4 separate regions of the Mus musculus genome follow, and regions 1, 2 and 3 are each linked to region 4. Evidence: chromatin loops called from intact Hi-C (ENCODE). Cell type or tissue: gastrocnemius. All regions are shown on one strand.

Region 1 (8,000 bases), 92 kb after region 4:
CATACAGTGTAGACCACAGCACACAGTGTGTATCTCAGCATACAGTGTGGACCACAGCATACAGTGTGTATCCCAGCACACAGTGTGTATCCCAGCATACAGTGTGGAATCCAGCACACAGTGCGTACCCCAGCATACAGTGTGCACCCCAGCACACAGTGTGTACCTCAGAATACAGTGTGCACCCCAGCAAGATTTGAACTCTTCATCCTTCTGCTCCAATGTGCTGGTAGTACTGGAGTGGACTCCCATACTTAACTCAAAGTTATTAAAATATTATTTATTTATTCACTTATTTTTATTTATATGAGTACACCGTAGCTGTCTTCAGACACACCAGTAGAGTGTGCATCAGATCCCATTACAGATGGTTGTGAGTCACATGTCAGCTTTGCAACTTTGCAAAGGCCATGAAACACTTGCCCCTCCAAAAGGGAGAGGCTAATTGACATTTCTCAGACCACTGGGCAGGATCTGACCTGAGGGTGGGGACACATTCTGCAGGATGCAGGACAGACCCTTGCCCGCCTTCAGACAAGGGAAATCCTAGTCATCTCATTCCCTAAAGACCAATCAGTTTAAAGCGTGCACCGTCCCGCCAATCATATTGTGCCTAGTTGCATCACTCGCTGCCCGAGTGATGGTGAGACTCCAGTGCACTGGAACAATAAATTCCTCTTGCTTTTTGCACTGATCTCAACTCTACCTGGTTCACTCTGGGGGTCCCTGATAAGCTAAGGCTCCCCGGAGTCTTACACCACCATGTGGTTGCTAGGAATTGAACTCAGGACCTCTGCGAGAGCAGTCTGTGCTCTTAACCTCTGAGCCATCTCTCCAGCCCAGTTGTCTACTTTCTCAATGAAAGACAGTGCTGGTGTGGCAAGCCTCAGGGAACTCCGGGGTGGGGGTGGAGTGGTGGTGGTGGTGGGTGGGTCAGGAGAAGGCTTTCTGGAAGTTCATGTAGACTCTGCCCACTTTGGTCATCCTCTGTCAGCTCCTAAGGACAGATGTTAGGTGGTCATTGAACACACAGGCGAGCAGGGGCAGGGACCACCTTCTTGTTGGTCTCTTTGTCCCCACTTAAGATTTATTTTAAATTATGTGAATAAGTGTGTGTATGAGCTAGTTTGTGCAGGTGTCTGCGAGGGACTTTTTTTTTTTTTTTTTTTTTTTTTTTTTTTTTTTAAAGATTTATTTATTATATGAAAGTACATTGTAGCTGTCTTCAGACACTCCAGAAGAGGGAGTCAGATCTCATTATGGATGGTTGTGAGCCACCATGTGGTTGCTGGGACTTGAACTCTGGACCTTTGGAAGAGCAGTCGGGTGCTCTTACCCACTGAGCCATCTCACCAGCCCTGCGAGGGACTTTTATTGGTGTTGTTTCTGTGGTATTAGATCTTTGAACCCAGGACCACAAGCTTGCTAACCTACAGTTTTCCCCTTGAGTCCCAGGCTGCTACCAGACTGAACTTGTATAAAAGCAGTTATTAATCAAGTTCACCCTAAAACCACGTGGTGGAGAGAAAGAACCAGATCTTGCAAGTGGTACTCTGATCTTCCAATGCACACCAGATCGCACATATGAGATCACACAAGTGCATACAAAACAAACGAGAGAAATTAAAAGAACAAGACCTGCATGAGTCTGAGAGAGGGCTCGATCGTAAACACACCAGCTGCCAAGCTTCACAGCCTGAGTCGATCCCCAGAGACCCACATGGCAGAAGGTGACAACCGACTCTCAAAAGTTGTCCTCTGGCTTCCACATGCACATCGTGGCATGCATATGCCCATACACATACAAAATAAATAGATGCAGTTTTAATTAACAACAGCAACAACAAAAACATCAGGCTTAGTGGTTAATCCTGACACTAGAGTGGCAGGCAGATTTCTGTGAGCTTGATGCCTACATGATGTGTATGTGTGTGTGTGTGTGTGTGTGTGTGTGTGTGTAATATTACAAATAAACAAACAAAACAAATCTGTAAGATGTGTAGTCACACATTGTTCATACACAGAACAGAAGGACATTATTCTGTAGTGACGACTCATTTCCTGGGAAGGCGCACAAGCACAGATCAGACAATTTTCTTTCTTTCTTTAAAAGATTTATTTAAATTTATGCATATGATTTTTACCTCCCCCCCCGCCCCCCCCCCTGTGTATTCTGTCCACCACATGCATACCTGCTGCCTGTGGACCGGATCCCGTGCAGCTGGTGTCGGGATGGTCAAAAGCCCTCACGTAAGTGCTGGGAATGGAACACAGGTCCTCTGCAAGTGCTCTGGACCTCTGAGCCATCTCTCCAGCTGGCGGATCCCTGTGAGTTTGAGGCCAGCCTGGTCTACATAGCAAGTTCCAGGACAGCCAGGGCTATGTAGAAATCTTGCTGCAGTCTCAAAAAGGTCTGCCTTTAATCCTCAGAACTACCAAACAAACAAACAATTTTAAAAAGAGAAAATACCTAAGTATATATAAGTTCTAAAAAATTAACAAAACCTTGCAAAATCTCTGCCCAACAGAGTCCACATGGAAAAATTACTGCCCTATTTCAAAAATATTTACAGCTTCCCCCTTTTCAGGCCACCCAGAGAGATCCTGGTGGTTGGTGAGGCGCACTCGCTTGCCAGCCCACCTCTGGGAGGTACAGTGCACCCCACAGTAGTTAGTATGCATTCTGGCTCCTGGGAGGTGCCTGTGTGAGAATGACTTCCACTCAAGGCATCCTCCACGGAAAACACTTTTCCCTGTCACTGAATGGGGGGGGGGGGGGAAGCGGCTCTGAGCGAGCCGAGGAGGGAGGGGCCGGCAATAACTCTTGCAGTCATCCACACCCTCGCCAGTTGGTGATTACCAGGATCCCAGACACTTCCTAATGCCAGACAAACGCCCCAAGCCTCGGCATGTCTGGCTTGAAGATCTATTCAACTGATAGCCCCCGCCTTTTCGAGGGAGAGCCCCATTGCCCGGGCTAATCAAACAAAACATTGTTCTCAGAGGCAGGAAGAAAGGAAAGGCTTGTCTCTTGGACGCAATGTTTGGGATTCATATCTATATATAAAAACATAATACATATATATTCCCAACTAAAAGGTTGCTACAAAACTTGGAATTCCGGAGGCGTGGCTGGTTTGCACAGAGCGTGCACTGTATAGAAATCCCGGGAGGGGAGGAATCTGAAAGCTAAGTGCCATTAAAAGAAGGGGGTGGGGTGGGGGGAAGCCCCAGGCACTTGATGCCTGTAAAGGATGTAAGTCACAGCCACTCTATTAGACCTGCAACCAAACTAGACTCAGATCCGTCGCAGCTGCCCTCCAAATGTCAGCGTCAGTGTTGGGCAAAGCTTGAAACCCCACCAGGCTTCAGGAGAGCCATTCTCACCCACATTTTCCCCCGAGCACTCTTAGGAACCTGGCAACAGGTAACGTGGCAACCTTTGACTTCTAAAAGGCGAGTGGGATAATTTCAGGGAACAAACGGATTGTTTTTGAGCCAGCTGCATCTCGCCTAACTGCCCCCGCACCCAACCTCCTCCCTCCCAAGACAAAGTCTGGGAAAACAAACTTAAGTGCTGCAGGCTGTCCTGCTCTCTCGCACGCCCTGGTGGCCAACATCGGAACAACATGCACGTGTTCGGAACTCCGCGGCAGTTCCCGCTGGTAAGTTTTGTGGAAGTGTGCCGACCTGTCTCTGGTGCAGAGATGGAATCCATTCAAAATGTCCCCATTTTTGTTGTTGTTTTCGAGATATGGTAGATATTTAGCCTTGGCTGTCCTGGAACTCACTATGTAGACTAGGCTGCTTCTGTCTCCTGAGTGCGGAAATTAAAGGTAAACGCTAGCAGATCTACCTGTAGAGAGTCTTCACTTTTATTTAAGCACATTGACAATTATCCACGGAATGAAACCTCTGGACTCAGACGCCCCCCTCCTCCCCAGAATCAGTGAGGGAGAATACTGGGAACAGGGTCTGGTAAACATTGCAGGAGGCTCGGGCCTGTGATTTCTTCCTTTTGAGGCCGATGTGGGAAGACCAGGGTTCAAGACCAGCCTGGACTCCTTACTCAGGCTTTGTCTTGAAAAAGCATCAACAAAACGTGATTCCTGCTGTAATTACTCCCATTTTCCCTGTTTGTCTCGTATATTCCACATACAGACACCTTTTGGGTTTTGAAGCTTTCCCAGTCAGCCCTGCTGGGTTCCTGTGTTATAAGGATTACTGAAGATTTCCACACTGCCAGATCAGCTTCCCAGACTGCAGCTACACCCAGTAAAATGCCAGCGGCTGTGTTTTTAGGCTGTCTGATCCTCTTAGACACTGCCCTACCCCCTTTCCAATGTTGGGCAGAAATGGAGGCCCAGTCCCGAGTCGCTGTTAGCCCACAGGACCCAGCGCTTCCTGGCTCTGCATCTGGAAACGGTACACGGAAGCTTGAGAGGTTCAGATCAAAGTACCTGGTCCTCTCAGAAACTTTCATTAATTAACTAAATTAGAGGACACTGAAGAATGCTGGAGGTGTCTCTTCAGAAGGCGCGGGGTCCAGGGGTTAAGGTCTGAGCCCTGTAGTATAGACCTCCACGAAGCTTGACAATCAAATAATACTATAAGCCAAAACCAGCCCATGCCTGAAACCATGAGATGTTAGAGTTGTTTTTGCCCACATCGTGTAAGGGCAAAGGTTAAGGCCGGGGGGTCTGAGTAAGCTTGGTAGGGCCGCTGGCCTGTGTGAACCACACAGCCTTTCTAGAGCCAGGGAACCGTGTGTTGAAATCGGGAGGGACATTTCGGTCTTCAGGGTTACTAATTTCCCAGGCAGCGGGTGTTGTTCCCAGATGGGAATACGATCTCTTTAGCACTTCATCTCCCGGCTTTGCCAACAGGTGCTATTGAGTCAACTGTGCACACAGACGGCCGTCCTGGCACATTCATCACCAGGAAGATGTCATTGCCATTTGTTCCATGACTTTCTGGATTTTTTTCTACCCCTGACTCAGACACAGTCACTTCCTCTTACGCTTAGGGAATTGTTTTGTTTTTTTCTTTTTTCTTTTTTTCTTTTTCAGCATTTGTAATTGTGTGTTTTTCAAAATATGTCCCCGTCTGGCCTACAGGCCTTCCTGAGTTGAATGGACTGTTTACAGAAGAGAGAGATTCAGGGCCCAAGGTCAGGGTTACAGAATTATATAAGGCTTCCTGTTTGGGCAGCTGGTCTACCAAGCCCTCAGGGCAGACTGAGTTTTGACAAAAGCCGGCTGCCCGTTGGGTGTGGTGGCACATACCTGTAGCTCAGGAATATCAGAAGTTCAAGTGTTTGGTTTTGAACCCCTGGACAAGCAACTGAGGTGTATATATATCAAAGCAGACCTGGCCTCCAGGTTCTCCCAGCATCCCTCACTCCCTACCTGGCATACCCTGCTCCCATCATTGAATTTTCCAGTCCAGGGCTGGGCTGCCATTCCCTTAGTGGCTCCTTCCTATCTAATCCTGACGTTTGGGTCTCTCTCTTTCCTCTCCTTTTCCCTCTTTGTATGAGGACTCTTTCTCCCCTCCCCGTCTCCCCCCACCTCCAGAGCAGCTTCCCAAGAAACCGGCCTTTAATCTAATCTGATCTGTCTTGAATTGACTCATTTTTGAACACGCACAGACTTTTCTTTGCTATTCTCTATATACAGACAGTATAACAAGTATTTGCTTGGTGTATGTCCACATAATTCCTACCATGCAGGAGGCTGAGGCAGGGGAGATTGCAAATGGAAAGCCAGCCTGTGCTACAAGTTGAATATTTGTCTCAGAAAACTAACATTGGGTTGGTGAATACTTGTAAGCCCAGAACTTGGGAGGCTGAGGCAGGAGGATCTCTATGAGTTTGAGGTTTTTGCAGTCTATATAGCAAGTTCCAGGCCATCCCGAGTGAGGCTTATGGGTCTATATCAGTATTAGAGTATATATATACATACATACATACATATATATATATATATATATATATATATATATGTCTATTTCAGTAGTAGAGTGCTTAGCTGGTATTGGGCAGGTCCTGGGTTTGCTCTCTAGAACCACAAAATAAAAAAAAACAATATTTATAAAGCATTTGCAGTTAGAAAGAAATTGAATTTCTGTAAGAAGTAATCTCAAAATGGCTTATATTGCCGGATGTGCAACAGGCTACATGCAAATACTATACAAGAGACAGTAGCTGAATGTTCTAGTACACTAGGACACAGCACATGAGGGTGTTCTACAGTCAATGCTCCAAAGCTACCAAAGCTACTACATAGGCAGTTGTGGCCAGTTCTGTTGGCACTCGTCAAGTGCTGGCTAAGTTCAGCTACGACTAGTCAGCTTTTGCCACAGAGCTAGTACGTCGAACGCCAGTGTTGAGATGCTTGGATAGTCATCCATGCCTGAGGCCTGGGATTCTATTCTCATCAACATGAGGAACGTATCTCTACTCCTGTGCCTTATCCAGCTAACATCCTCCCTTGTCTGCCTGGTGGTGCACTCAGGTCCGATGAGATTGCTGCTGAGGGCCCGGGATACCAAACCTCCCTTATCTGTGACTGCTTTGCTTCCCACGAGTTCTTTCCACTCATCATTACTGGGTTTTTGTCTCCCACGGCCTAGGCTGCCCTAGAACTCGCTGTGTACTCGAAGCTGACCTCGAGCCCCTCATCCTCCAGCTTCAAACTTGCCAAGGGTTGGGATCACAGACACACCAAGGTAGTTGTTCTCCCTTCTGAGAACCTTCGTTGTTTTGTTTTGATATTGAGCTTGAACCACCTTGAACTTCTGATCTTACTCACCTCCTAAGGGGTGGGGTTACAGGCATGGACCACTAAGCCTTTTTTTTTTTTTTTTTTTTGTTAAACGAAGTACTGCGACTAAAACCATTACTTTTTTTTTGCATGCTAGTCAAGTACTCCACAAACTTAGCTGCATCTTCAGCCTGGTTTGAAAGTCTCTTATTTTAGGTTACACTCACGATTTGGGTTTTATCATGGCATCTTTCCAAGAACCCTTCTCATTTCAACAGAACTAGCATGGAGTCCCTGAGTGTTAGGACAAACCCAAATGGGGACCACAAACGTCTGCCGGCCTGGGTTTAGTAAACAGATCTCAGCCGCGATTCACTCTTCCTGGGGCCAAGGCCATAGCGCGCTCCGGAATGGGAGGAGAGTATCCAGCGCATGGTAGTCCTCTGTGCTGCTTCAGGAAGTGAGAGGCCTGTTCACAAATCACATCTACGGGAGCCCGGGTCTGCTAAATCTCAGCCTCAGGTGATGCCTCCTTGTCTCAGTGCCTGGCACTGAGAGCGGCCTGAAGAAGGAGGTCGGGAATCTTGTGCCTTGGAAACCGCGATTTGTGGAGAAGCCAGAAAGGAAACCGTTCTTTCCTTCCGGTTAGTTCCAGCAGGGTCCGGGGAGGGCGGGGCCTGTGGGAGGTGCAAGCCTCCCAGGGTCTCTGAAGGTTAGCTCTTAATTATTCATCTCACTCCTTCCTCCTTTTTCAAAGGGAAAACTCTACAAGTTAATCTGTAATGGCCTCAGAGAAAGGATGCGTGTTAGGATGCGGGTTTCTTATGCATACTCAGATAGCAAGAGCAGCCCTGAGAAGGACAGACTCTCTTTAACTGCTGCTCCTCGACAGCCGAGGGCACAAATCGGAAGAAACTTTCCAGGTGCTCCTGGGGGATCTTTCTGACTACAAGACTATTTAAAGTATCCCTGACGGCTGAACTTGCCCTGCCTCCGTAGCGTATAGCCCTGCCGTAGAGCACACACCTACCATGTACAGGGATGTATTTCTAGCGTGGATAAAGAGACAGGTGGGGCGCGGATGCTTGTCATTTGCCAAAAATTTTCAGTTAAACGAAACAAAACCCAGCAACCTTCCAGTCCCTTTGAAGTCAAGATTAAAATTGTTATCAAGTTACTCCAACCTCTATCCCCCATTCACTGTGTGTTAATGAACCCAAGGCTGTAGCTGGTCTC
Region 2 (8,000 bases), 120 kb before region 4:
CTTGGCCCACTGACCTCCAGTCTAGCTGTGTCTCATTATGGCCGGATTGAAAAGACTGGTGTAGGGTACCAAGAGGTACTTTCAATGTTTAAGACAAAGCAAAATCAATGTCCAATAAATAAATCTAACAGTGTCCTCTTTGAGGTCTATGGCCATTAGTGTGTGTGTGTGTATGTGTGTGTGTATAAACCTTTTTTTTTTTTTTTTTAAGTAGTTTTTGGTTTGGTTTGGTTTTGGTTTTTCGAGACAGTGTTTCCCTGTATAGCCCTGACTGTCCTGGAACTCACTGTGTAGACCAGGCTGGCCTCGAACTCAGAAATCAGCCTGCCTCTGCCTCCCAAGTGCTGGGATAAAAGGCATGCACCACCACTCCCCGTGAGTAGTTTTTTTAGTTAGGTATTTTCTTTATATACATTTCAAATGCTATCCTGGAAGTTCCCTATACCCTCCCCCTGCCCTGCTCCCCTACCCATCCACTCCCACTTCTTGGCCCTGGCTTTCCCCTGTACTGGGACATATAAAGTTTGCAAGACCAAGGGGCCTCTCTTCCCAGTGATGGCCGACTAGGATAAGATATGGCGTGAAGGGGCCTGAGGATGTGGGCCACTGGTATTTACTCGTGGAGCCTCAGGGTCCATCTCCAACACCTCATAAAAGTACAAGTGTTGGCAGCACAGGCCTGTGATTCAAGCACTGGGGAGACAAAGGCAGGAGGATCTGAAGTTGAAGCTCATCTTGGGTATATAGTATTGGGGCCAGCCTGGGCTACACCCTGTCTCAATAAATAAAATGTTCTGAGCCGTTTCCTATTATAGAAAAAAAAAAAAAAAAGAATCTGTCTCTAGATGAACATGTGCCATTGTTTCCTGAATTTTTTTAAATGATTTAAATATTTTTTTATTATACGTGCATTGGTGTTTTGCCTGCATGCATGTGTGTGAGGGTGTTGACTCCTCTGGAGGTGGAGTTAGACATGGTTGCAAGCTGCCGTGTGGTTGCTGGGATTGAACTGGGTCCTCAGAAACTCAGAGCAAACAGTCCTCTTAACCATTGAGCCATCTGTCCAGTTGTACCACTGCCACCGCCACCACCACCTTATGGGTGGATGGTTTTTCGAGACAATGTCTCTGTGTAGCCCTGGCTGTCCTAGAACCCGCTCTGTAGACCAGGCTGGCCTTGAACTCAGGGATCTGCCTCCCTAGTGCCAGGATTAAATTTGATCCTTCTTGTCTCCTGCCTTTAAGAGTTAATCCAGTGGGTTGGGGAGACGGTTTGGAATGCTTGCTGCTCTTGGGGAGGACTGGGGTTTCTAGCACCCACATCAGGTGGTTCACACCTGCCTGTAACTCCAACTACAGGGGACAGACCTTATACCCACTTTTGGCTTCTGTAGGTATATGCACACATAGACACATAAATAATAAGTCCCGAGAGAGAAAGAGTTAACCCAGAGTCAGGGGCGATGTCAAAGTCCTTTAATTCTAGCACTTTGGGGGCAAAGGCAGTAGGAACACTTCAAGTTCTAGGCCAGCCTGGTCCACATAGTCACTTCCAGGCAAGCCTGGGCTCCATAGTGAGACCCTGTCTCTGACACAAACAGAAGTTAATCCAGTTGGGCGGGTCAATCGTTTGGCCAAGGATCCAACCCTCAGGAAGGCAGGCCCACCCAAAGCTGTGCTAAAAAGGTGACTACAGTGAGACACTGTTCCGTCTGGAATCCCCCGGCTGCTGCTGCTCCAGAGCTGTCATGAGGCCCTGCTGTGTCTGCCCGCTTTTCCTCAGTCCTGGCTCTCAGAAAGGCACAATGTTTCCTTTTCCTTCCCTTCTGTCTCTCTTTTGGAAGCTGGCCAGAGCCCAAGTGTGCTTTTCTTGGGGCTTTGGCTTTCCTTGCCCTATCTCTAAAGCTCCCCTGTGGCCGAGTGTCCTCCTTGGGGCTCATCTCCGTGCAGTCTTCACTCGTGCGTGCAGCAGGGATTTTTCTCTTTCTCTTCTCTAGCCTCTTCCAGGCAGCCGTCCGGGTTTACCGCGTGCTTCTCTTGGGTATTTATATTAAATGAAGTTGGCCTTAAGCTCTCCTATGAATCTGTTCTTAAATCCTTTTGTTCACAAAACTGAGAGCCCCTAGGAGGGACCCCAACTTCTCCGGTATCACTCTGTACTAAGCTGGATACACTACTGCCCTCCGAGGCTGGTCTTTTCGTGGTTTTATTTGTCTGGGAGAGGAATTGAGGCATGGGAGTGGGGTCTCAGGGTAACACAGCTGGCTAGTAAGCGTCGGGATGCAATCTGAGCACAACTCATGTGACCCAGGAGAGTGATGACCTGAGAAGACACCAGCAATTTGTTGTCTTTGTACAGAAGTTACAAAAGCCTTTGTCATTACATTTTGTTCTCAAGACACTAGGTTCTGGATAATGTATGCATTGTTATCTCATTTTCTTTCTTTCTTTCTCTCTTTCTTTAAGATTTATTTATTATATATGAGTACACTGCAGCTGTCTTCAGACACTCCAGAAGAGGGCATCAGATCTCATTACGGATGGTTGTGAGCCACCATGTGGTTGCTGGGAATTGAACTCAGGACCTTCGGAAGAGCAGTCAGTGCTCTTAACCCCTGAGCCATCTCTCCAGCCCCCGGTTATCTCATTTTCTAGGTAAGAAGACCAAGCTACAGAAGTTACCCTGCTTGCTCAGCTTGGCCTCACTAGACAGAATCTAGCTTCTAAGCTTTCTGACAAAAACAAACAAACAAAAAACAAACAAAAAAACATTAAGCCTACAATAATTGCCTCCCATGGCTTGGTCAAGATGCTTCTCAGTTAGAGGGAAGTTGAAATATCCCTCTACTCTTTAAAAGCTCAACAATGTGAGTCACTGGGTGTCTTAGTGTTTCTACTATTGTGATGAAACACTATGACAAAAAAAGCATCTTGGGGAGGAAAGGGTTTATGTTGCTCACAGTGCCATGTAACAGTTCACTGTCAAAAGAGGTGAGGGCCTGAACTCCAGCAGTGCGGGAACCTGGAAGCAGGAGCTGATGCAGAGGCCATGGAGGGAGCTGCTTACTGGCCTGCTTCTCATGGCTTGCTCAGCCTGCTTGTATAAATTTAGGACAAAAACCCAGGTGTGGTGCCACCCACAAACGGGCTGGGTTCTCTTCCATCAGTCACTCATTAAGAAAAGGCCCTACAGGCTTGCTACAGCCTGATCTTATTGGAGGTATTTTCTCAATTGAGGTTCCCCCCTCCCTGATGACCACCTTGTATCAAGTTGACATAAAACTAGCCAGAACACTGGACCAGACTGACAATAGACAAACAGGAGGGAAGTTGTACAAATCTATCTGCAGGCTCTACCCTGCAGTCTCACGGGAGACTTGAGGCCAGGTGGTTGTCATCTTAATCTGAGCAGGGCTGAGAGTTGGGGGCAGGGAGGGTGGGGGGAGTTTGGAAGGCTTTAGGGAGAAAAACCTATGACAGACAAAACGTATCTTGTACTGATAAAATCTCTCAGGGAGGAATAGGTGACAGCCTGGGCAAGAGCTGCCCTGGGCTCAGTGTGGACCTTTAGCATCTTTTTCTTGACTCGGATCTTTTCTAGAGTGATCTCTGGCATTCTTCAGAGCAGACCTCAGCTTGCCTGCCTTTCACGATGCAGCAGCATTCTTGAGCGCGATGCAGTGAGGTGTTTACGAGCTCAAGCGTGACCCATGCATGTATCACTGTTTAGTCTGATAAGTAAGTCTGTCACTGTTATTATGCCTTACAGGGGCTGGAGAGGCGGCTCTTGGCTAAGAGCAATTGTTGCTCTTGCAGAGGGAGCAGGTTTGGTTCCTAGCATGCGAGGAGGTTCGTAACGGCTGTAACTCCGGTTCTAGGTGATCCAGCTCTGTCTTCTGGCCTCCTTGGGCACCCGGTATGCAGATGGTAAACAGACATACATGCAGACAAAACACCCAAACTGGTAAGTAAGATAATATGGAGAATTTTAAAGGTGCTATGCATTACAGTATGGGCACAAGCCTTGAAATATGAATGTAGAAACTACTGCAAAACCTAGTATGGAGAAATCCCATGAGAACGCCATTCAGAAACTGAACGAGGATGTGAAAGTTTATCAGACTGCAGTTTTTTCTTTTGTTATGAAGCTAGTTTAGTTTTTGTTTTGATTTGGTTTGGTTTTTGGTTTTTTAGAGACAGGGTTTCTCTGTGTAGCCCTGGCTGTCCTGGAACTCACTCTGTAGACTAGGCTGGCCCACACGCGACAGTTTTGAAGAAAGAGCTCTCGGGTTGAAAAAAAAATGGTGACAATCGCCAATTACACTTGTCACCTTTGTACTTAGTCTCTGTGGAGCAAAACAAACAAAGAACAAAAATCAGTTGTCAAGTGCGATTCTTTAGAGACAATAACTAGAAGTGTCACTAGGTGTCACTATTATTCCTGATACTGTTGTAAACCATTCCCTAAGAAACTTGAGCTGTAGAGCTACTACTGCATGAAGATGGCTTCAGAGCACTGGCCCCACTTTGCCAAGAGTTCCTTAGATAGAACAATTCTGTGCAAAGCCCCAACAGGAATGTCATACATCTGTATATCCCAGATTTAGGGAGCAGTTTCTGGAATTCGATTTTTGCAAGGACCCTTAGCAAGGGCCTCCCTCCCTGCCTCTCCTTCCCTCTCCTCCTCCCCTCCTTTCCTTCCATTCATCCACTATTAATTCATGTATAAATATTTGTTAAGTGATTAGAAAGTTCTAGAATCCAGCTCTGCGGTCTTTGCAATCCCCAGGCTCAAACTATCCCCTGACCTTAGTCTGCCAGTCGCCTGTGGCTTGCAGGCAGGTCTCCCCCCCCCCCCCCCCCAACTTCGTTAAGTTCCACTCTCATGGTCATGTGAACGTGTGAGCAAATCTTTATCATTATTGCTGCTATCACATCTGTTGTAGAGAAGGGGAGGCTGAGGTCACAAGCCGGTAGACGTGTGTGAAATTGTGTTGTAAATATGCCTTATTTTCCTGCCTCAAAAATTTTGAGCACCGTCTATTTAATAGCTCTATATAATGTACGCTACCAAGCCATGCAACCTATACAGATCAAGACAACACAAATACCTTGTGAACCAGCTTCTCTTTATTGCTATTTCCTCCCCCACCCCACCCCACCCCACCCCCATCTCCTGGAAATACCATCAGAATAATACCAGAAAAATACCAAGTGAGCAGAAGGCCTGAAAGTGCTTGGAAGGCGGGACCAGTCATATTCTATGGAATGTGTATGAGTAGGCATGTTCATGTTTAAATATGAAAAGTCGTCTCGGACATACCTTCAGGAAGTCCCCCAATCCCTCCAATCCTGCGTCTGCTGTCTTGGGTTCTCAGGGCACAATGTTGCCTTTCAGATCCTCCTTCTGAAGGAGTATGATGACGTCTGTTTCCTCCTGAACTCTGGTAGCTAGCACTGTGAAAATTACAGCCGGATGCTTCCCTACACTGCCTCTTCTCTGAACGTCTCAGTGCAAATGGACTTCGGCTCACGTAAGGGGCAGACTGTAGATTCCCAAATAACCTTTTTCCGTGCACGCAGGCACGAGATACACACACACACACACACACACACAGAGAGAGAGAGAGAGAGAGAGAGAGAGAGAGAGAGAGAGAGAGAGACAGTGCAGTCTAGTGTCAGTTGCCCTGATCCATCAGTGTGAACGACAGCTGTTATTGAGCTATAACGTGTAACACCCCCAGGAGGCTGTCAAAGCTACTTTTTAAAATCTGCTTTCTGGAGAATGACACCTATTTCCTCTGCAGTCCCTTTGTTGGCCGCTGTGCTGGTCAGTTACCTCGGCAACACTAAGAACTGGACCAGAATGTAACTAAGTAAAGCCATAGATCAAATTTCCAGCATAGTCACAATTTTGGAAATGTCTGATATTCTTCGGTCATCGTTGGGAGCGGGGGTCTACTCGCTGAAAGGCATTTTGGGGAAAGCCACGCCCACTTCTCAGCTGAGAAGACAATGACCCTAGTGCCCCTGCTCTCCCTTGGTCCCTTGGCCTCTGTGCTCTCTGTTTTCTCAGTCTATCAGGAGGTGGGATTGGCTTGCTGATTGATGATGATGATGATGATGATGATGATAATGATGATGATGAAGAAGAAGAAATTGTCCTTAAGTTTCATATTTGAGTTGCAAAAAAAAAAGTATTTTCACAACGTTTGAGCCTATGTTAATTCTTTTTTTTTTTTTTTTTTTTTTTTTTTGTCTTGTTTCTTTTTGTTTGCCTTCAAGACAAGGTTTCACTGTGTAACCCTGGCTGTCCTGGAACTCACTCTGTAGACCTCAAACTCACAAAGATCTGCCTGCCTCTACCTCCAAAGTGCTGAGAGTAATGGCACGTGCCACCACCTCCCTGCCGGGGTCTATGTTAATTCTTTTTGTGCAACTATAACCAAAATTTCTGAGAGAACAGCTCAAAGGAGAAAGAATATGTTTATGGTCACAGTTTCAGGGAGCTGCCACTGTGGTTGCTTGGTCCAATACCACATGTGGAGAAAAATATCCATCTCACTGTGGATAGGAATCACAGAGCTCTAAGGAGGGACTGGGGACCCAGTATCATTTTCAAATCCATACTGTGACATATTACTTCAGCTAGGAGATACTATATTCTAAAGTTTTCAGAACCTTCCAGAACAGCCCCCACCTGTTGAGAATTAAGCTCTCAGCACAAGGGCCTGTGGGGGGGTGGGGGGGGCATTTACAATCTGAAAACCATGACAGAACCTGAACCTTTAATGTAATAAAGACAAGAACTTCCAAACACAGAGGCAGTGAGAAACAGTGCCTGCTTTTGCCTGGATAAACAGCAATCTTAGAAAACTATTTTGCCGCAAACTTTAATCAGTGATTCTGAGAAACTCCTCCCTAACCCCGGCGTCGGTTGTGTCTGAGCCTCTTTCCTTCCCCATTTTGTGTGTTGGTTCCTAACTAAAAGAGAACATGGGGATTTTTTTTCTCCAACATCCTCTTATTCTGTACCACATTAGATATATTTTTTTCCTACCTCACTCACGAGTCTGTTTAAAGACGAGTGGTTCTACAGTCCAGTCTCTTCACAGAACATTAACCCAACAAAAACCGAAACTCCTCTCTTCTAGTGGGCTTGTGGATTCGTGCAGGCCGTGCAGGCCCACTAGCTGTCTGGAAGTCCGTGATGTACTGCTGAGGGGGAGAAGAGAAGGAGAGAGGAAGAGCATTGGACAGAGGAGGGAGAACCCATAGCCAATCTAAGATGGCGGCTTTGGGAAGACCTACAAAGGGAGCTGGCCCCTTGCGGCAGCAGGCTGGGCCAGGGAAAGAAGACTTTCGGGTGTAATCAAATTGTTACCAAGAGGAAACAGGCAGTTCTCAAGAAACCAAATAAGCATTTCCACACGCTCCACAGTTGTGAAGGTTGCGAATACCCTTGCGGGTCTCTTCAGGGTCTATCCATTTTCTTACGTTCGTGGCTTTTGTTGGGATTTCTCTCTTTTTATTGCTTAAGCACATCCCTCACCTTTGCCCCTTTGCTACTTGACTTGGAGACAATCAGAACAGACCTCGATTTTAAGTCTTGCTGGCACACTTTTCTTTGAAAAGATACTTTGGATTTAGAAAACACAAAGACATTGTCTGCTTACTTCACTGGCCAGCTGAACTGGAGGGATGGAACCAAATGGCTTATCTCCTAGTGGCTGAAGATAGTTGGCAAGTTCTGGGGTCCTTGGGACTGGGGCCTAGCAGATGAAGGCTGTAGGCTAGGCCAGGCCAAGGACATCTTTCCTCCTTTGGGCTTCCTGCAACACCAAGGTCAGAAATGACAGTAAGATATGTCCCCTGTGGCCACATGTTAAAACAGAGTCCACAAGGCATTGGAAGGGCTATCAGCGTGCTATGAATGGTGTCAGAGCATGCATGTGGGGGTCAGAGGGCAACTTGCAGGATTGAGTTTTCTTCTTCTACAAT
Region 3 (8,000 bases), 64 kb before region 4:
TGGTGGTTGTTTATGGGATGGATCCCCAGGTGAGGCAGTTTTGTAACTCCTTCCATGGGTATTTTGTTTCCCCTTTTAAGAAGGATCGAAGTATCCACACTTTGGTCTTCCATCTTCTTCAGTTTCATGTGTTTTGCAAATTGTATCTTAGGTATTCTGAGCTTCTGGGCTAATATCCACTTACCAGTGAGTGCATATCATGTGTGTTCTTTTGTGATTGGGTTACCTCACTCAGGATGATAAATCAGTACACTGTAGCTGTCTTCAGACACACCACAAGAGGGCGTCAGATATCACTACTGATGGTTGTGAGCAACCATGTGGTTGCTGGGATTTGAACTCAGGACCTTCGGAAGAGCAGTCAATGTTCTTAACCACTGAGCCATCTCTCCAGCCCCAGGTTCTCACTTCTTAATATGAATGAATGAAGATGGGTTTCAGTAGGTGAATTTGGGGGAAGACAGCAGAAAGTGATGTCTAAGTGTATAAAGTAGTCAGTGTTATATAAATATCAAATCTGGTTTTGATTATATCTGTGGTTATCACTGTGAGGAGCTGGAGAGTGGGTTTTATACAGAAATCAACCAAACTGGTTTGAAACTTGTGTGTATTTAATATCGATTTCAAGCACAAGGCTGGGGTTGGATAGATGCTCAGTGGTTTGGAGCACTTGTTATTCTTACAGAGGACCTAGGCTTGACTCCTAGCATGTATGTGATTCCCAGACATCTGTCACAGCAGTTCTAAGACAACCAGGCACACATGGAGTATACATACATACAACATATATACATACATACATACATACATACATAGTAAAGTAAATAAGTGCAAAAAGAACATTAAAACTACTACAAAATGTCATGTCCAAGATAAATCCACTTTCACATTCTACATTATAGTGACACACTTATACTCCATATTCCAAATGGAATACATACGTGCTATTAGTGGTTTAACACAGATGCTGTCATGAAGGTTTGTTCTAACTCCCCATTCTATGCCCCTGGAGGAAATAGTACAAGATGGATACCAGCAGAAACTAACTCGAACACTCACAGAACTAGGGGAGAGCCCAAGGCTAATGAGAGGAACAGGGAAATCACAGCTCTGAGGAACATGGCTGAGCACCTGACCAGAGGGGCAGAGCTCTGCAATGATCGGCTAGATGCCTTTGTTTTCCACCCCTTCCCTCTTGTATAATCTGCCAAAAGTGAGAAGCAAGGCTTGTCTCTAGGATATTGTCATTCAGATTGCAGACTTTCTGAATGAAGCTCAATTTCAATGTTATCTTTTGTTTTTGTTTGTTTTTGAGACAGGGTTTCTCTGTGTAGCCCTGGCTGTCCTGGAACTCACTCTGTAGACCAGGCTGGCCTCGAACTCAGAAATCCACCTGCCTCTGCCTCCCAAGTTCATTGTTATCTTTTTAAGTGTGGGAAACCAATCAGTTTGCCAGCCTGACCCCTACATGAGCTCTACTTTGTTCTACAGCAAATCAAAAAGCTGAACCAACGGCTCCCAAGCTGCCCTGTTCCGACCAGACAGATGAATCTCAGCCAGTCCTGTTGTCCTGTGCCATTCGCGTGGCACTTCCCTTCAGACTGTGATTTCCTTCGTACTGTGAGCGACAGGAGCTGGGAGATGGTTCAGTTAGTAGTGTGTGCCTGGCATGACTGGGCACGAGTACCTGCCTCTGTCCTAGCACTTTGAAGAGGAAGCCAAAGGATCTGTAATCCAGAAACTTCCTCAGCTACAGCAGGAAGGTTGAAGACCTGTCTAGAAGAGTGGGGGAGGGGGAGGGACTGTGGAAGGAAGGAGGAAAATTACCAGCCGTACTCCCCAAAGGAAAAGATGCTTTCTGCATTTAGTAAACTGTGAACCGAACAAGTATTTGAGGGTAAAAATGTCTTTTTACTGAATATTTATGGACTTTGGAGGAGTCGTTATTTCTTGAGCAATACAGAATAGTAACCATTAACATGAGATTGATCTTGCAATCGGTTTTCTAAACAATCTGGGTTACTTAAATAGTTGGAAGGACTGAATGAGCTCCATGAAAATACAATGCTGTTTTATATATGAGGCCTTTACATCCACGCATGTGGGAATCCGCAGGGAAGCTGAAATCATCCCCCTGTGAGTCCCGAGAGATGCCTACCATAGGAAATAAGAATCCCTGTGTAACTTGAAGTCCTGACTTTGTTTGATTAGAAGATGTCGCCGGGCAGTGGTGGCGCATGCCTTTAATCCCAGCACTTGGGCGGTGCCAGGTGGATTTCTGAGTCTGAGGCCAGCCTGGTCTACAGAGTGAGTTCCAGGACAGCTAGGGCTACACAGAGAAACCCTGTCTCGAAAAACCAAAAATAAATAAATAAAATAATAAAATAAATAAATAAATAAATAGAAGAAGAAGATGCCAAGTCTTGTGTTCCTGGCACCGTGGGTGGAAGATTTCCTGCGTGCCAGGTCACTAACAGCAAGATGCATTAGCCCATAGCTTTAGGAATTGCAGATTTCTTGGCACCAGAGGGTGGTGAGTAACTCTCTCCTCCCCTTGACTAATGGAAGCCTCTTCTAATAGTTCCTAGCCCTTACCTCTTTCTCCAGCATTGGGGCACACAGAAACCACCTGGTAAGAAGTTAGGATCTTGGGCCACCCTCACCGAAGGTCTGGTCAGAGCGAGTTGTATCCATTGACCATGACTCTGGTCATATATCAGTTGTCTGTAGCCCACATGTTGAAAAGCATTGACAGAGGAGACTTGCTCACCTGTAAAAGATACAGAAAATGTCACTGACAAATCTGACACTTGGCTGTGGAGACAACTCGACTGGCAAAGCGCTAATTGAGAAAACATGAGGACCCAAGTTCAATCCCCAGCACCCATAATGAACAACTAGGTATGGTGGCATGGTGGCATGCACTTGTGATCCCAGTACTGGGGAAGTGAAGACATTCCTGGGGTTTGCCCACCAGACAGCCCGGCTTCATTAGACAGCACCAGGTCCTACTGAGAGACCTGGTTTCAAAAATTAAGATAGGAGCCTCAAGAGGAATGGCACCTGAGGTTGACCTTTGATCTTCACATGCAGGCAACATACATGCAGACACATGTCCACACATACCTGTGCGCATGTGCACACACACAAAGATGCGGTTGTGTGGTGTGTCACTGTATTTCAGAATGTCCCTTAGCATCTTCCCCTCAGTGCTAAGTTCTCACATCTACAGGAGCTGTTCTCTTTTTCCCTTTCAATAAGTGGGTTAGAGATGAGCTGACTCACGCAGGCCGAGTTTTCATGGACTGCTACTGTTCAGCAAAGCTTGGGGGCAGATGGCATTTCAGAGTTGGGCCTTGAGTTCTTCAATAGCTTTTCAATACTCCCTGGACTCAGCTCCTATTTCCCTCTTTTGAGAGGCATTGCTGTGAGCATCTCATTCACTCCCAGTCTTGGCTGTTGATCAACTTTTCAAGCACAGAACTTGAGCTTCAGCAGGTCTCTTGAGTTCAGAACTTGTGCTTCAGCAGGTCTCATGAATTCAGAACAAAGCAAAAATCATAGTCCCTCCTACAGAGCTTTCGAGTACAGTAACGGTACAAAACGATCTGTTGTGTGAATCCATGAATATATAAATGTAGACGTGCAGGCAGCCACAATGCCTTCAGAAGGCCAGTTGCCTCTCTTGGGGGAAAGAGACATAAGCTACAGAAATACTGCATTTAGATTCAGAAAAACTGGCCCCTGCCTTCTCAGCATGGAACCTATACGCCAGTGCCAGCCAAAGAAAGCACAACACAGCTTATAAATGCAAGCTGACTACCTAACTGTATATATTTAGTAGCTCTAGTTTTAAAACTAAGAACAGGTGAAGTTAATTTTAAGATGGCATTTTATTGGACCCAATGTGTCTAGAATACTATTTCATCACATAATGAATATACACATAAAGACTTAAAATTAAAAAAGTTTTGAGAGTTCTCACAAGATAGCTCTGGCTAGCCTGGAACTTACTATTTAGACCAGGCTAGCCTCTAACACACAAAGACTCACCCACCTCCACCCCTTAAGTGCAGGGATTAAAGGTATGTGTTACCACAGCTGGCTGTTTTTATTTGTAATTATATATGTACATGTATACCTGGGGATTGGGTACCTGAGTGCAGTACCAGAGGAGGCCAGAAGAGAGCAGAGAGTTTCCTGGCCCTTTGAGTTACAGGGGTTTGTGAGCCACTTGGGGGGATCAAACTCCAGTTGTCTGCAAAGGAGGCATACGCTCTTAACCACTGAGCCATCCTCTCCAGCTCCCCAGTACACACTGCCTTCATTGTGCTAGGGACTAAACTCAGTGCCTTGTGTCTGTAAGCATGCACGCTACCACTGAGTTATGCCCCAATTCATCCAATATGAATTACTGATAGGATATTTTATATTCTCGTCTCATTCTGCTCTTTAAAGTGGTGTGTGGCTTACACTGACCGTGCCCCTTAGTTTGGATCACCCCAGCTCAGTTGCCCACTAGTCACATGTGGAGCAGCTCTGAGGCTGTGTTAGTCACAAACACAACCTGGTTTCCTTATTTGTGACTGTGCGTTAATACCTACCTCATCAGGTTCTATACAGATACAACAAAGAAGAGAGTGTGTAGGTGGATGGCAGCTTATGCCTTGCAGGTTTGTTTCTTGCTGTGCACTCAAAACTGGTTAAGTGGGGACTCTGCTCACTCATGTCAGGCTTTTGCTTTAGGAGAGGCAGGCTAAGTTATTTAGCCACACCAGAATGTCAATGGGAATGGAAAGCTGTAATCCTCCCATGCATGTGCAGTGGGTGGAAAGGAAGAAGTATTTGCTGAGCTCATTTGGATGAAGACACTTTAGCTATTATGAATGGGATTTATGTTGTTTTAGTCATGTGGTGGCTAATTTGGTGGTAGTGGTGGTTGACATGATCAAGTGATGCGTAAAGGTAGGATGTAATTCAATTCTGGGCATGTCAGTGAGCATGTTTCCAGAGACGGAGCCAGCTGAGTTTGGGGGAGAACTGTTCTCCGTGTGGACAGGATGGACCCCAGGAAGCAGCAGCAGCAGCAGCAGCAATTCTCTTGGATTTAGCCATTGTCTGCCACTGCTGATCTCAGTTTTCAGACTCCGGTTTCCTTGGTCTTTGGCTCTGCAGTTCCTACCAGTGCCCGTTGATGCTTGACGTTGTTGTCCTCTGCCTTTAGGCTGCATCCTTGCCTCCTTGGTGATAGCCTGCCACTTCTTAGATGGAGTCACACTGCTAGCTTGTGGAGTGGAACTCTGCGTCTGTAGTCTTGCAAGCCATTCCAGTAAGTCCAAACATATATGCAAGTATAGACATACATCACTCCTAGGTTCACACTGTTTACAAAAAGAAGCCCAAGGTGGAAGGTATCATGCTTTGGGATAAGAGCATGGTCTCAGGTAGCTTAGGCTGCCCTCAAATTCCTTGTCTTCCTGTGTCCGACTTCCAAGGGCCAACATTACAGATGTAATACAGATGTTTCCACATCCAATGCCCAATATCCAAACTTGCCTGAGGTTGGACCCAGTTTTAGACATCTAAGTTTCCGTTTCTGGATGACTTTGGATTTGGACTAGGATTTTCATCTAACTGAGTCACTGCCATTGGCATGCTTGCTAGGGGTCAGCTATTAGGGGTCTCGGGTCTTATTTGGGGCTTAGCCAAAGTAACAGGTCCCTCTAATTGTTCATGTCTAGGTCTTTGTTTAGCTCTTAATGTTCTCTGAGAACACAGAATTAAAGTTCTCTTGATTTTGTTCCTTGTGGGGTTTTTTGTTTGTTTGTTTGTTTGTTTACTCGCTTGCTTTGAGACTCATTCTGTGTAGCTCAGGCTCGCCTGAAGCTCCCAATTTCTTGCCTCTGCTTACCAATGGCTGGATTACAGGTGCAGGCCCACGCACTGCCATTAAGCTCATTTGTAGGTGCTCCCCTGTTGCTGCCTGCCTCCTCAGTCTGTACAGAGTGCAGACACTCTCTGCCCCTGCTTGCCCCAGCATCTCCAAAGGCAGGTTAAGGGTGGGACTTATGACTCACACTGGCCTTTTCAAGCTGGGGAATTCAAGCTGGGCCCAGGGCCACTCTGGAAGCAAGAGCTGGAGCGAGACCTTCTTCCTTCTGCTTTCCAGTTCTCTCCTGGCCCCCAGCCCAGAGGACAATGCTGCCCAAAGCAGGGCAGTTCTCTAGGTGTGTGGCATATCATTTCCCCCAACCCAGTCAAGGCACAGAGCATTCATTGAGTTCTTGGGGCTTGCTGGCTGTTGGGGGTACGTGACGATCCTCTCTGTAAGTGACGAGCTCTCTGTGTAAAAAGCTGTTAACAATAGCCATCTATCATACAATTCACCTTTATAGTGTGCCTTTAGCACACTTAGGGGTCCCAAATAATAAACACAAAATTTTTATATGGGCGTTTTATCAGTGAGGACGCTTTGCAGAATGGAGCAAAAGCATGTAGGTTTCTCAGAGACGAACTGTGACCTGGACTCCGTAAAGTGGGCGTAGACTTTTAATCATCCTTTCACCAGTGAGATCTGAAGGAACTTGTTCAAGTGCATTACATTGAACTTGTTTACTTGACCACGGTAATGGAAGCAGTGATTTTCTTCCACCCAACATGCCTGCCTTTGAAGAAAGAGTCTGCACAATGGCTCTAGATGCATCTGAGTGGAAGTACCAGCTCTGCAAGTGACCTGGGGGCTGGGGGTGGGGGCACCTGTTGTGAGGACTGTTCTGGAAGCTGTGTCACATCACAGGATGGAACCTGACGTAGACTGATTGGGTTTGATGTTTCTTTCAGCCTCTGTCTGCAGGAATATTCCTACTGGGATAGAACAGAGAGTCTGTCAGGTTTAGAGAGTCGTTTCATTTAAACGGGAAATGAGATAGGAGGTTGGGTACTGTGTGCTGCATGCAAGCCTTTGATCCCAGGTCTCAGGAGGTAGAAGCGAGCAGAGCTCTGTGAGTGTGAGGCCAGCCTGGTCTACATAGTGTGTTCCAGGACAGCCAGGGCTACATAGTGAGACCCTGTCTCTAAGATAGATAGATAGATAGATAGATAGATAGATAGATAGATAGATAGATAGATGAGATAGATAGATAGATAGATAGATAGATAGATAGATAGATAGATAGATAGATAGATGAGATAGATAGATAGATAGATAGATAGATAGATAGATAGATAGATAGATAGATAGATAGATAGATAGATGAGATAGATTGGTGGTTATAGCTGCATCTTACTATCTGTAGATCATATTAATATCTCAGTGTAAATCATACCTCAAAATTAATCTGATTATGCATCCCCTCCCACCTTTGGCAAAAGGATTATTTTGAGCAAAGACAACTGAGATCGGTGAGCTTGAACTTTCCCTTTGTGAAGATATTTAACAGTAAGCTCACCTTATCTGCTGAATGATCTCACTGGTCTGCCAGCTACCGTTTTAAATGCTTCAAAACATCTTGGTTACTTCCAAAGGACTCCAAAACCACCAAGCAATCCTCCAGTACCTCTAGGCCCTTGGTGAATGCCCAAAGTCTGCATCCATCTACTATCCTGGAAATCTCCCTTCAGTAGAATCAAACAACATACCACACGGCTTCTTTCACTTAGCCTAATGTACATTTTACGCAGCTGTAACAAGTGTCAGAACTGAATTGGTTTTGATGGGCAGGATAATGCGCAAGCATGAGCACACACTCGTGAGTGTGCACACACTCACACTCGTGCACAGACACACACACATATAGTGGGAAGGGCGGTTGCTTTACCTGTCCGTTTGTTGATGAATAACTGACATTTCCACATGCTCTTCTCACACCCTGTGTTAATGCCGGGAGTGGCACTGGCTAACTTCTGGATGTTACATTACCCTTGCACTCCTGGGATAAATGATCATCTATTATGCTGTGTAATTCTTTCATAGGAGCTTGGACTGAGTTTGCTACTTTCTT
Region 4 (8,000 bases):
AGCGCCTGAGACCGGAGCACCTTGTTTAGCAATAGTGGTTGGAACACTCTCTTGTAAGTTACCGGAGCACTAGTATAGGAGGAGGATCATCGACTACCCTCCCGCCACTCCACGGCTGCTGGCTCCTAGAAACCCCAGCTTCACCTCTCACTGGGACTCGAGTTCCAGAATGAAAAGCAAGAAGGGTAAGGTGGCGGCGGGCTGTGAGCGCCCGGGGCACCAGTGCGGGACATGTGCGGGCCGCGCCGGATCGGGAGAACACTGACTTGATGGGACTTTTCGGACCAGTGGCTCCCCGGCTGGATTGGTGGCTGTTCTCTTTGTTGAGGCTGTGTCTCTGATGGCAGTTGGTGTTCTTTTCCTTCTAGACACAACCCGAGGGGCTGTTGTGGGGAGGCTGAGCCGCGCCACGCTGTTGGCACGTTGTCAAGAACCACGCTCAGCGCCTTGTTTGTACGCCTCCAAGTTTCATTGTCTTCCTGACACCCCATGCTCGGCCCAGGCGCCGCGTGGTTTCTAGTGCCGTTTCTGGGGCAGGGCTTTGCGGTTGATGTTCTAGGAGACCCTGGCACCTCGCTTTTCCCTGTGGGGGGTCCTTGGCGAATTCCAGTCGCCTTACCTTTTGTCTAAAAGTTTGTAGTTCCGGGTGTTCTCTCACTCCTCGCCGGATCCTGGCAATGTTTTTTTTTTTTTTTTTTTTAAAGAGATGTGTTTTTCACTATCAAAGGAATGTGATCCGGGACCCCCACACATATCGCCCTAGGGCGAGCATAGCTTTGGAAAGATGGACTTTAAAATTTTTACTAGTTTCTGAAAGTTTTCCCACGATGAATTTAGGACCGCGTGTGCTGTTAGAACACAAGTACCATGCAGTCGAAAACTGTCCAAGTGTGACAAGCAGGCTTGGTTGTAAGTGCAAAAAGCGAGGCTGTCATTGTTTCCACCAAAGCTTTACAACTAAAACTTGCCGTCAGTCTGGTTTAAAAACAAAACACACTGGGGAGGAAGGGGGGAAAAAAAAAACCCAAAAGGTCAAAGACTGTGAAGTCCCTTTTGAAGCTAACTTTGGAGTCCCTGACTGGGAGGTCCCTCGAGTGTTCCAGTCGTGGACTGGAGTTGGCTTTTTTTGTTGTGATTTATGTGGAGTGGTTCAAAACAGAAGTTAATCGCTTGGAGAAGCGGGCGGGGGGAAGGGGGCGCTGGTGCGCATGCCCGGGAGCTTCCTCGAGTTTGTTACTCCACATTCTTTCAGACCTAGACCGCGACTGCAGTTCCAACGGAACACGGTTATAGCAGCTGCCGCCAAACACGCTTCCTCACGGGGTTTCTCCGCGCTTCCTACCTTAGAGAGTTGGGTGGATGTTATTCTGTGAGAGACCCCGAAACATACGGAACTCATGAAGACCCCGGGTACTTGGTTAAGTAGGCCTCCTTGCTCCTTTCCACCCTGGGACAGTCAGAGTGTGGGCGCTCTGAGTTGGGGGACAGTTTAACTGAGCTCTGGGGAAAACTTAGGGATCTTCTCAAGACCTCTGTCACCCCTTGACGTGGCTGACAGATCTAGACCCCCGTGGGAGGCATTCCGCTCCAATAGCACCTCAATGAGGGTAGTTTGGTTTTGTGTGGCTCCGGGGTGCGGGAATGCAAAACTGGGTTTCCGTGGGTGGGGAGGAAGGCTGACGACTAGCTTCCCATTCAGGCTCCACCCTCTTGGGTGTCCCCTTCCCCAGATGCGAGGTCCCCAGCCCAAAGAGCGTGGGTTCCCCAAGTCAATCCCCCCGACTCATGGAAACGATGAACGGTGACGTGTTGGAGAGGAAACTTTGCTGAGACCGATTTCGAGTTTCTCATTGGGAGAGCTGAGACTGCTAAGGTTGTCCTGGCTCCTTTTCCCTTTTTTAGGCTTCCTCGGCACTGGGTCTGGGAAGGGGGCAGACCCTTGAGGATATGAACCGCACCGCCCCATTTCTTTACTTCCTTAGGGACCAGGGGCCAGCTCCGTTGCTAACTTGTACAGTTAGCAGGCGGGCTTCAGTTGGGGCTGAAGAACAAAAGCTGCTTGCTCTCTCCTCTTGCCCCTCCCTCGGCTGCAAGCCTCCACAGCCCTGCCTCCCACTGTCTGAAATTACCTGGGAGGGGAGGGTGAGCTTCCCTGCCTGTCCTTGGGCCTGGACTGCTTAAACCTGTCCCGCCTATTGTCTGTTTTAGGAAAGTGAGCATCTTTCAACAAAGACTGGTATATGGTAATAGAGTGCCCTCTGTAGAAAGCCGAGACCGCCCGAAAAGAAAGAGCTCCAAAAATGGCTTCAAAGCAGGCTGGAAGAGGGCTCGCTCAACTAGGAAAATCACCAAGTGTCCTCTCGGGGTCTCCAAGCCTGTTGAATCTGTTTAGGGCTGAACTGGCTGGGTCACTTCCAGCCAGCTGTGGATTTAGTGCCTTGGATGTAAAGTTCCATCCGAGTTACTTGTCCATAGGGAAGAGACTAATTAGGTTTGGTTTTCCCTTGATCTTTTTCCCCCATATTCTTTTTCTAGTCTCCAAGATATCCAAGTGCTTCCCCACCCCCCACCCTCCCAACTTCCATGTTTCATGACTTCAGAAAAAGAAAGTGAAGAAGCAAGATTTGCTTCCTAGAGCCGTGGGTTCCACGGGCCATCTTGTGGCTTTCGGAACAACATTTCCTTGTATGTGGATGGAGTAAGAGGATTCCGAATCTGTCCCACACCCACCTCTCCCTCCCCAACCGCATTTTTTTTTTTCAAAGTGTAAGCAAAGCGAGATGATTGGAAACAAGTCCTAACTGGGAAACTTTTCAAAAGCTCTGTTACAGTAGGAAATGAGTAACGAGGAAAAAAGTCTTTGTTTTTCCAAGTCGAGCCATAATCGGGAGGGAGTTTTAATGAAAATAGCCTTGACAGTAGCAAACGTGATCTCGCAGCACTAAACGGATCAGCTGGTGTGCCCAAGGCACCAAGTCTTAAAACTTCCCCGCTTCCTTCATCCTTTGTGCATGCTTTGGAAATACTTGTAAAGAGGTCTAGGGGTCTGGCTTTCTTTTTTTTTTCTTTCTCAAATGAACAGAGTCGGCAGTTTGGTGTTGCTTAACAGAAACCTGCTTTGTGTCCCTAACCTATTCTGAAAGACCGCGCTTCTTGTCAAACTCCAAGCAGGCGGATCAAAGGGCAGGCTTTAGGGGGTTTTTGTTTCAAGCACTTTGTTATTGCCAATTTACAGTTGGGAATTAACTGTTCAATGAGCAAATTTTCACACTTTTCCCCTCCTAGATTTAAGAAGAGGGGGAAGGAAATAAGTAGTGTTGAAGAATGTCTGGCTTTTCTGAAGTTGGGGGAGTTGAAGCAAATTGCTTTATTCAAATGTACTTAGTTACCCAATTAACCTGGCATGTTTAAAAGTTAGTTTTCCTTGGTTACCAAAGCAAATGTGAAACTCATTTGTAATCAAAGGAGGGTTTTTGGGTTTTTTGGTTTTTTTTTTTTTTTGTAATTAATAGTTTTTCACTCATTTCAATATGGGTGTTTTGTTTTGTTTTTTATTTAAAGTTTCTCAGATTCTGAACAATGAAAGCTCTTTCAGGTTTAAAATTGCCCTTTCTTTAGACTTTCTTTTCTTGAAACAGATTGATTTCATCTTCAGGAAGGAATCCTTCAATTGCATGGCAGTTAAAAATGGAGGTGTTTGTGGTTTATTTGTGGCAGTTTGTTGAGCCTTAAGCTACAGTGAATTTGCAAAATCATCCGCGTCTTTTGTTAGAACCTGCTTTTACTTTGTCTTTGCGGGCTTTGAGTGTTTCCTGTAGGAACTCCTTCTAGCACCTTCTGCCCCCTGCAGTCCAAAGCTAAAAATGTGTCAACAAAGTCAGCCTGCTCCCAGTTGTAAAATAAATTCCTTTAAAAATTCACGGAGTTGATGTATCAATGTGAAGAATATTCTGGTTTTATTTCCTAGATCAGTAAAGGGACTTAATTAGGATTGGAGGGAAAAAAAGCTATACAAAGTTAAAGAAAAGACCTTTGAGATGAACAGAGACAGTCTCACAGATGCCTGGCTTGTAGGTTTGAAAGGAGTTAATAGCATTTCTTAGAAGTGTTCTAAACTTCAAAATGTCTATCAAAGTCCAACTGGCCGGAATTGTCACTGAGCTCTGATTGAAATATTCTGTAGGGTTTGGATTCTTAACATTTCTGGTGGGATTAAAGTACCACCAAAATAGCTTTTTTGGTGGGTTGCACATATTCAATTTTCTTTGTCACGTAAGAATTAAGGACTGATGGGTAGCATTTAGGTTCATATCTAATTGACAGTCTTAAAAAAACCTTCAAGTATATAAAAATGGACGGTGCTTGCTTTAACAGCAAGCCTTTCACGAAAGGAGAGAAAAAAGCATATAAGATGTCCTTGTTCACTGGATTGCTGTCTCTCATGAGTGATGGATGACCTTAAAGACAAGGTTGTGAGGGCCATTCCCCACACTGCCCGGCACCCTTCGTGTTCCAGGCCTTTCCTTGGACACCTTGGCCCCGACTGAAAACTTCACACTCAGTAGTTGAAAAATCACAAGGATGTGGAACAGTCTAAGGAAGTGACTAAGTTTCCCTGCTGGTGAAAGCAAGTGACCGCGGGCCTTGTCCTTTCTCAGGTCTTGTTGCAGCATCTGGCAGTGACTCTGAGGATGAAGACAGCATGGACAGTCCCCTGGACCTTTCCTCATCAGCAGCCTCTGGCAAGAGAAGGAGGAGAGGCAATCTGCCCAAGGAGTCAGTCCAGATTCTGCGAGACTGGCTGTATGAACACAGATACAACGCCTATCCCTCAGAGCAAGAGAAAGCACTGCTGTCCCAGCAGACACACCTGTCCACACTACAGGTAAGGAGAAAGATAAAAGTTTGTGCCAGAATTTGCCCCGTAAGGTGTTGGGGTTCCAGCCCAGATTTGAACTATGCCCCTAACCTATACATACACTTTCTTCTTTATTTACAGACAATTTATAGCATTCCTGTGTGCCAGGCTATAAGCTCTTCTCTGGTGCCTAGTAGAGGGAGGGAGGGAAGAGAGAGAGAAACAGGATCTTTTCATTGTAAACTTTATAGGGTGAAAAGGTAATAATTGGCTATTTAATAGAGGACAGAAACACTTGACATTCATCTGTCAGGAAGCATTTCCTTCAGTGCCTGAAAGAGAAGGAGGTTAAACCTTATTCTATTGCCCAGGAAACTGGTTTGCTATTTAAACAAGGACAGACCTTGGTGAGGTAATTGTGTTGTGTCTGTTGACACAGTCATTTGAACTGAGAGAAATCAGTTACTGGGAGGTGTGGCCTCTTTTAAACAGGAAATGTTTTCCTGTAGTTGATTAACTCAAATGCTGGGGCAGTAGGTAGTAGGTTGAAAGAGACTTAAAGGTGAACTTTCGTTAAAGCTATTTATTTTCAGGTATCTGAGATTTTGCGCCTTTTCCTTGTCTCTGAAAGGGTTAAGGATGATGGCATAGACAAAGTAAACTTGCCCTTATGGCAGGCCGACCCAGCTTAGGTGCCTCTGACTTGCTGGGAAGGCCAAAAAAGCTTTATTTTAGTTTATTTTTTAAAAATCATTGCTGTTGGGCCACTGGTGTACTAGGCAAGTACTCTACCATTGAGCTACTTCCTTGGTGCCAGATGAGCCCCTTTTATTACCTCTTTAAGTCAGGCTTCCTACATCGGATGTTTTCAGAACCTGTTTGTCAAGTGAACTGAGAGTATTGAAGGAGACCCTGTGTGATTTCAGGTCTGTAACTGGTTCATCAACGCCCGCCGCAGGCTCCTTCCTGACATGCTGAGAAAGGATGGCAAAGATCCAAATCAGTTCACGATTTCCCGCCGTGGGGCCAAGATTTCAGAAGCTAGCTCTATTGAAGCTGCAATGGGTATCAAAAACTTCATGCCAACTCTAGAAGAGAGCCCATTTCATTCCTGCGTAGTTGGACCCAACCCAACCCTAGGGAGACCAGTGTCTCCCAAACCTCCCTCCCCAGGATCCATTTTGGCTCGCCCGTCAGTGATCTGCCATACCACTGTGACTGCATTGAAGGATGGGCCTTTCTCTCTCTGTCAGCCGATTGGTGTGGGACAGAGTACAGATGTACCGCAAATAGCACCCAGCAACTTTACAGACACCTCTCTCGTGTACCCAGAGGACACTTGCAAATCTGGACCCAGTCCAAACCCTCAGAGTGGTCTTTTCAACACTCCTCCCCCTACTCCACCAGACCTCAACCAGGATTTTAGTGGATTCCAGCTTCTAGTGGATGTTGCACTCAAACGAGCGGCAGAGATGGAGCTTCAGGCCAAACTCACAGCTTAACCGTTTTTTCAAACAAAACAGTTCTCCAAAATACGGTCCTGATTGCCGGGGGTGATGGCAAGAGATGCATTATTTTATATATTTTTCTATTAATATTTGCACATGGGATTGCTCAGACGAAGCTTCCTGTTACTAAGATGTCTTAAGTGGAATAGAGTCATTCCAAGAACTACAAACTAAAGCTACTGTAGAAACAAAGGGTTTTCTTTTCGAATGTTTCTTGGTAGTTTCTCATAATGTGAGACGGTTCCCAGTATCATGTGATCTTCTCCTCCAGACTCCTCTTCTTTATGTTCCAAGACTGTGCAATACTTTAGACGCCCTCGCACCTCTCTCTTCCCATGTGGAATGGGACGCCCACCTACAGTCTAATGAGTAAACTTTCAGTTTTTTGTTTGTTTGTTTTTTTTTAGATTCAAGCAAGTATGAATCTAGTTGTTGGATACCTTTTTTCATGATGTAATAAAGTATTTTCTTTAAAAGTTATTGCAATGAAGAGCATTTTCTTGAAGGAAGCAATCAGAACACAGTAGGAATATAGGAAATGGGGGCAGGGCAGACTGATTTAGGTTGTGTGTGTGTGTGTGTGTGTGTGTGTGTCACTGCTTTGAAGAGCTGTGGACGGCAAACCACTGTGAATAATCCGGGTGGGTGAGATTTCCTCTTGATTGGAGGGTGAGTTTGCCCCTCAGTCTTTGCTTACAGATGAATGGCAGATAGTAGTGAGGTATCCGCATCAATTCATGATGACATCAGTAGTGAGGTCACCAGCAGTGAGCTGCTGTGTATTTCAGAAGGGCCCACGCTGAGTTTATCTTAAACTCTCCAAGGTTGTAAGTTTGACTGTTGCGGCATGTGCAAGTATGGTCTGTTAGGATAGAAAGTTACTTGCAAAGCCTGGTTGCCCAGGAGGGAACCGGTTGTCGCATGCCTCAGAATCATTCCTACAAAGCCATGCTTGCTGTGAGGCTCCTTTGTTGTTGAAGGCCTGTCCTGTGCTTTCCTGCCGCAGCTAAGAAGCCAAGGTGCACTACAGCTTCTGGACGGCGGTTTTAGAGAGTAGGACATTCTTGCACACTGAAGTTTGCCTAAATGTGAAAGTCTCTGCTCCAGAAAAAAAGAACACTCAAACAAAAGTTGGTAAGTGACACAGAAGACCCAGAGGGTGTACGGAAGTGAAGGGAAGGTGCCAGAGGGTGGCTTGGCCGTAGTACAAATGAAGGTGGGTAAAGAATTATGTTCACTTCAAAGCTGGATCAAAGGTCACAGCCACACACTGCTATAAATCCTGATGGCCTACCCATGTTAAGCGCTTGCTCACATTAAAAGAAAAAACCCCAAAATAACAAGAGCTGGGGAAGGAGTCAACTCAGGCCTAGAGGAATGCACAAGGCCCTGGCAAAGAGGCAAAAATCAAGGTTGAGGGCACTTTTCCTCCTCTGAGTTGAGGGATCCTGGTTCTCAGTGACCAGATAGTAAATAGAAACCATTGTTCTACAAGGTGTAACTCAAAAGCTGCCATATCAGCTGGGCAGGGACGCACACCCGCAATCGCAGCAGGCCAGGGCAATCAGACCGCCGCTGAAACGAGAGATCTGCTACTTCATGAGAGATTCAGATTTAAAACAAAATTATTCGTG

The links. Hi-C counts contacts between places; a loop is a spot of excess contacts. Peaks named below come from ENCODE experiments on the same cell type or tissue, not always from the same donor. Only the 100,000 strongest peaks of a DNase experiment are listed, where the experiment ranks them.
Region 1: a loop joins it to region 4, with 3 times the contacts of the local background. A loop is called at or near these places in 15 of 42 quality-filtered maps.
Region 2: it touches region 4 in a loop (8-fold over the local background); 26 of 42 quality-filtered maps call a loop at or near these places.
Region 3: it touches region 4 in a loop (2.2-fold over the local background); 5 of 42 quality-filtered maps call a loop at or near these places.

Annotation. Positions count from the first base shown.
Region 1 is chr17:70,750,733-70,758,732 of GRCm38, reverse strand. All of the region lies in intron 6 of Dlgap1 (DLG associated protein 1), which reads right to left. Among named protein-coding and RNA genes, the nearest start is that of Gm36746, 37 kb to the right of the region's middle. In gastrocnemius, a CTCF peak has its summit at 3,611; DNase peaks (open chromatin) are centred at 1,695 and 3,610; H3K4me3 peaks cover 2,387 bases; H3K27ac peaks cover 5,357 bases.
Region 2 is chr17:70,965,266-70,973,265 of GRCm38, reverse strand. Gm46595 (a long non-coding RNA gene) reads left to right here and starts at 3,745. Exons shown (of 3, transcript XR_001782184.2): 1 at 3,745-3,963; 2 at 5,398-5,533. It overlaps Gm41611 (predicted gene, 41611), which reads right to left and starts at 5,388. Exons shown (of 2, transcript NR_168105.1): 1 at 5,323-5,388; 2 at 1,461-4,345. In gastrocnemius, a CTCF peak has its summit at 4,420; a DNase peak (open chromatin) is centred at 1,834; H3K27ac peaks cover 218 bases.
Region 3 is chr17:70,906,623-70,914,622 of GRCm38, reverse strand. All of the region lies in intron 1 of Gm26510 (a long non-coding RNA gene), which reads left to right. Gm52315 (a long non-coding RNA gene) reads right to left here and starts at 2,621. Exons shown (of 3, transcript XR_003952407.1): 1 at 2,596-2,621. In gastrocnemius, a CTCF peak has its summit at 4,188 (motif pointing right); a DNase peak (open chromatin) is centred at 6,166.
Region 4 is chr17:70,843,057-70,851,056 of GRCm38, reverse strand. Tgif1 (TGFB-induced factor homeobox 1) reads left to right here. Exons shown (of 3, transcript NM_009372.3): 1 at 1-185; 2 at 4,659-4,885; 3 at 5,785-6,852. The coding sequence starts at 170. The coding sequence ends at 6,360. Among named protein-coding and RNA genes, the nearest start is that of Tgif1, 4.2 kb to the left of the region's middle. In gastrocnemius, CTCF peaks have their summits at 1,192 and 3,848 (motif pointing left); DNase peaks (open chromatin) are centred at 2,126, 3,844, 4,748, 5,918 and 3 more places; H3K4me3 peaks cover 3,848 bases; H3K27ac peaks cover 6,052 bases.